2 separate regions of the Mus musculus genome follow, and region 2 is linked to region 1. Evidence: chromatin contacts called from ENCODE Hi-C or POLR2A ChIA-PET data. All regions are on one chromosome and are shown on one strand. Each heading gives the region's core, a stretch centred on a gene start or an enhancer-like site at or near the end of the contact. The rest is flanking DNA. Distances are from core to core; before and after follow the strand shown.

Region 1 (2,595 bases), core at 49-2,548:
GAAATGTGAGTGAAAAAAAATTAAGTGGAAAAATACTAAGGCAAATCCTATGATTGAGTCTGGATAACAGAATTATGGGTGAGTTTTTCAGTTTCTTGACACTCTTCTGTGCCTTCCCACTGTCCTGTGGGGTACAGATATCCATGTGATAATCCAGAAGAGGACAAAAGAGTTCCAAGGTCCCTGTAACTGCCCCCCCCCCATCAAAAGCTGTCCTTTCTTCTAAAGACTGGATCTTAGTCTATTTATTTTCTGAATTCAAATTTGAAGGTTTCAACTGATTGAGCTCTCCTTTGAAACTGAACATGGAGGGTACAGGGTGATGCCCTGATTCCCTCTCCCTGTAGGGCAGGGATATCTTCTCCCCAGAGAGCGAACCTGGGAGAAGCAGCCCTGGCTCAGAGCATCCCTGGGCAAGGAAGTGAGTCACCGTGTGAGTCAGACCCACCACCCTGTTTTCATTCTTGGTATTGTTCCATATGGCTGCTCCTCTCCGTCACCTTTCTCCTCTGAACCACATGCGTGGCCTTGTGGTGGCCCCTGCACACCTTGTAGAGGAAGACTCCTGGGGGCTGGCCGTGTAAAGTTCACTCTCCGCGGCGCCACCTTCGACTATCCGGATGCTCTCCTCTCTGCTCCCATGAGTCATAGGGTTTATCAGCAATCCCATTTCACAAAGGGGGAAAAACAGACTCCCAGAGGCTAAACACTCAGACCAGAGCTCACAGCAAAGAAGCAGCTGACACTTAAACTCAGGCCTAGCCTCAGACGCAGCTGGACTCTCCTGGTTTCTGTTTCCTGGAGCTCTCTCATCTAGGTCTGGCCCAGACTAGAATACTAAGAAACAGACTGTCTGCCATGCTTCGTCACCTTATATTCATCTGTCCAGGGTCTTCTTCTAGGCTTCTTGATCTCTCACAAAATGTGTTTTTGAGATAGAGCCTCTAAGAGCCTTATATCTGGGGCTAGGGGTGTAGTTCAATCGGCAGAGCATTTGCCTGGCATGTATTAGACTCTGACAGACATTTACACTAACCTGTGAATTTAGGTCTATCTTATCTCCCTGAGGAAGGACCTGCAGGTAAAGTTCTTCCCTGTTGTAGCGTGAGAGATTAAAAGGAATTTCTGCCATTGAGAAACAAACAGGGGAGAAAGAGTGTCTTACTTCTGCCCCCTCTAGAACCAGGCTGCAAGCCACTCTTGGCCTTTTCCCTGGGAGCCCAGACTTGCTTTCAGTTTATCAGCTAAGGTGGGTGGAGCCAGGACGGAGTAAGCAGATGCTTACTTGGTGTGGCTGCCCTAAGAATGCCACCCCCTCACAGATGCCACCACCCCAGAGTCTCGCCTAGGGATTAAACACCCCCCTTTCATTTTAAGCATGCTTGTTCTTTTGGTAATACAATGTTTTATACATCATACAGTCATATGAATCAAAAGTGACATACGTTACACACACATGCACTAACTGAAAAATAGCTCCTTCCAAGTTTTTTTCATATCCAATTCCTACCCTACCTCTAGTCTCCACTCGTAGGTATGTTTTAAGTTTGTGTGTGTATGTGTGTGTGTGTGTGTGTGTGTGTGTGTGATTACACACACACACGTACCCACCACAATTCTTTTCTTTTGAATTTACTTTTTTATTTTACTTTATGTTTTAAACGTGTCTGTGTAAGAGCAGGTGCATATGAACGTGGGTAGCTGTGGAGGCCAGAACAGCCTGTCAGACCATGTGGTGCGGCAGCTACAGGTGGTCGTGTGCTGCCCAGTGTAGATTCTGAGAAGCAAACTCCAGTCCTCTATAAGAGGAGCAAAGCTCTCTTAACTGCAATGCCACATATCCAGCCTCTACCGCATCTCTTTTAAAAATCAAAGCTCTGGGGTACTTTGTAAAGGCTAAAATGCTGCTATAAACTCCTGTTGTTAAAAACTCCAGTACAAAGGCATCTATAAGTATTTTGTTTGTTTGGGGTTTTTTGTTTTGTTTTGTTTTTTGTTTTTTCGAGACAGGGTTTCTCTGTATAGCCCTGGCTGTCCTGGAACTCACTCTGTAGACCAGGCTGTCCTCGAACTCAGAAATCTGCCTGCCTCTGCCTCTGCCTCTCAAGTGCTGGGATTAAAGGTGTGCGCCACCACGCCTGGCTTAGTATATATATATTTTTAAATAAAAACATCTTTAGTTTCTGTGTTTTCCTTTTCCTTTGGGATGTGTGTGTGTGTGTGTGTGTGTGTGTGTGTGTGTGTGTGTGTGTTTGAGTCTCACTTCTAGCCCTGACTAGCCTGGAACTCAGTGTGTGAATCTTTAGTCCCCACATTTAGGGAGGCAGAGCCAGATGAACTCTGCAAGTTCGAGGTCAGCCCAGCCTATGTAGTGATTTCTAGGCCAGCTAGAGAAACCCTGTCTAAAGAAAACAAAAACCAAGCTGTAGGGAATAAGCCAGGAAACAGTGCTCTCCCGTGGCCTCTGCGTCAGTTCCTACCTGTAGCAGGAAGTCCTGCCTTGGCTTTCTGCCCTGTTGTGCCGTTAGCTGTAAGATGAAATAAACCCTTCCCGCCCAAGCTGCTTTCAGTCAATGTTTTATCACAGTAATAGAA
Region 2 (2,595 bases), core at 65-2,564, 39 kb before region 1:
GGGAATCCCCTGCAGGCCTTAGCCAAAGTAGTTTTAAATGGGATTTTCTGTTCATTGCCTCCTCTCTGCACGAAGCCCTTGAACAGCAACAGAAGAGAATTTTTCTCAAAGGGCAGGACTGTGCCCGAGCCTGGTACTCCAGGGAGAGGAATACAAGTACTCCAAGGAGGGCATCCCTATCTTTGTAAAAGAGAAGTAATTAGAATGTCACGGAGGTGGAAAGAGAGAAAGAAGATTGGGGCCTTTTCCAGGCAAGAAGATGACGAGGAAAGGAAGAACGCCTGGCCGAGGGGGGCCGTCCCGACATGGGGAGGGAGTGGACTAGGCCGGGGAAGGGGGGGGAGTAGGACGACCGCGCACAAACAAGACCAGAGGGAGAAAAAAAAAAAAATGGTGACCCTGAGCTCCGAAGCCCCTCGGGGCCACGCAGCCCGGCGTGGGGCAACTTTGCCAAAGAGGAGAGTCCGGGGGACACGAGCCGCGGCGCCCCGATTCCACCCCCCCTCCCCGGTGTCCCCAGCAGCGGGACCAGTGGGGTGATTCCCGAGCCGGGGGAGGACTGGGCCGGCAGTCCGCCGAGTGTGGTGGAGTCCGGACCCGCCGACCGGCAGGTTGCGAACCTCCGGGACCGCAGAGGACTCTGGGGGGCGCGCGGACCCTAAGCCCCCCGCCGCGCCGCCGCGCCGCGCCGCGCTGGGGAGGGGGGCGCCGCTCGGCAGCTCCGGGATCACCCCTGGCCCTCCGCGGCCAGCCCAGGACTCTCGTGAGGGGCAAGCCCGCCCGAGCCCGGCCCCGACGGGGGACCCCCCCACCCCAGCCCGGGACTCCGCGCGCTCGCGCTCCCCGCCCCCACGCCCCACCCCCCCACCCCCCCATCTGACTCACCTCGCGAGTACAGGGACTTGGGCGATTCCAGGTCTAGGTCCGCGCTGAGCAATGAGATGAAGTCCGAGGGCATCGCAGCTCGACCCAGCCCGGCCCGAGGGCAGCGGGAGGGGGGGAGCGGCGGTGGCGGCGGCACCTCCTCTCCGGGATCCGCGGGCACCGAACCGGGGGCGGTGAGGCGAGGGCGGCAGCCGCTGCCTCCTCCTCCTCCTCGAGGGCAGTCACTTCCCACCCGGCCGAGCGATGAGAAGGGCGGCGGAGTGGAGGGAACAGCTCTGCGGAGTGGAGAACTGACTCCCGGTGAGTCCAGAGACCAGAAGCTTCGGACCGGGGAAAGGGGAAGAGGGAGAGCCAAACGGGTCCGTTTCGGGCTTCTCCTCAGCGCACACTGACGGCCGCCGCCACCGCCGGCGCCGCTGACAGGAATCTGAGCCCCGCCCCCTCGTGGGGCACTGCGCACGCGCGGAGGGGGGGAGGTCCGGGAGCCCGGAAGAGCCTGGCGGCCGGCGGAGGGCGGACAGGCGCGCCACGGAACAGCATCAACAAGGGCTTCGCTTCCTGCCGTCGCTGCTGCGGCCGCTGCTGATCCCGGGCTGGGAAAGGGCCCCGCCAGCCAGCAGGGAGGGTGGAGGGAGGCGGCCTGGCTTCTGGGGCCCTGAGAAGGGAAAAGATTTTTTTTTTTTTTTTTTTTTTTTGCCTCGACCTGGTGGCGGCGAGCCTGAGGCGGCCGGCCCTGCTCCGTGGTGTACTTAGGAGGACACAGACCCTGGGGGACCTGGATGTCAGCCAGGAGGGGAAAAGCCCTCCAGGGACTTGCAGCGATCGAGGCCCGCTCGCTGGAGCTCAGCACTGGGGAATGGAGTTCCACAGCTTGGACAGCAACCGGGCCCTTCGGGGTTTTTCATAGCAGTGTCTGCAGTGAGCTGGTCAAGGGGCTATCAGACTCACTTTTTAATTAAGAAAGGGCAAGCCATACTCACCACCACCACCACCATCACGAGTTACCAAGTTTTGTTTGTGGATTTTGTTGTTGTTGTTCCTGTTCGTGGATTTTTTTGTTGTTGATGATTTCTGTTGGCCCACTCTGGCCTGGAGCTCACTATGTAGATCAGGCTGGCCTCAAACTCACAGAGCTGTGCTTGCCCCTGCCGGTCAGAAGTCACCATGCTCGGCTATTGATTCTTTTTAATGAAAATATTTTCCCCCCACGTTACCCACCACACCAAATTTACGGCGACTGCATTTATTTATTTATTTAGACAGGTGATTTTGTTATGTAGGTCTAGCTGGCCTGCAATTCGCTGTGTAGATTTAGACTGGCCTCAATTTTAGGGCAGTTCTCCTGACTCAGCTTTTCGAATGCTGGGATTACAGAAGAGTACCACCATGCCTGGCTTTGATTTTTGTTGTTGTTGTTGTTTAAGTTTATGTATAATGATGTCTCTGATAGTGAATGGTCGAATTTACTCCGGAGTGGAAAATAAAAGACAATTTAAAAATGGGATCATGTGAGTCCACATGGCTTGTGTGTAATGCACACGCGTGCGTGGGGTAGGGGGAGAGAAGTAAGCAAACATACTCTTCCACACGGGTTTTCATTTTTTTCACTGTGCTAAGGGAGAATGGAGGGAAAACATGTAAATGAGATTTTTTTGGCTGCTCTGTTCTCGGGGGCTAAAAGTTTCCGTTGCAAAAACACATCCTCACCTC

What was found. Hi-C counts contacts between places; a loop is a spot of excess contacts on that map. ChIA-PET counts read pairs that join two places held with the same protein, here RNA polymerase II (POLR2A).
Region 2: a loop to region 1 is called in a map of heart, with 1.9 times the contacts of the local background. The contact joins the promoter of Nfat5 here to the enhancer-like site in region 1. A Hi-C loop is called at or near these places in 6 of 37 maps with a recorded cell type or tissue (Patski, T-helper 1 cell, heart and 2 more). POLR2A ChIA-PET finds 5 or more read pairs at or near these places in 3 of 5 experiments (Patski and embryonic stem cell).

The regions. Positions count from the first base shown.
Region 1 is chr8:107,253,219-107,255,813 of GRCm38, reverse strand. No RefSeq gene overlaps it. Among named protein-coding and RNA genes, the nearest start is that of Nfat5, 39 kb to the left of the region's middle. Within about 2 kb of position 1,298, at least 1 of the 3 ENCODE cell types and tissues checked has a DNase peak (open chromatin) inside an H3K27ac peak, as active enhancers do; it is heart, where a contact is called at or near this core.
Region 2 is chr8:107,292,189-107,294,783 of GRCm38, reverse strand. It overlaps Nfat5 (nuclear factor of activated T cells 5), which reads right to left and starts at 1,314. Exons shown (of 15, transcript NM_018823.2): 1 at 886-1,314. The coding sequence starts at 958.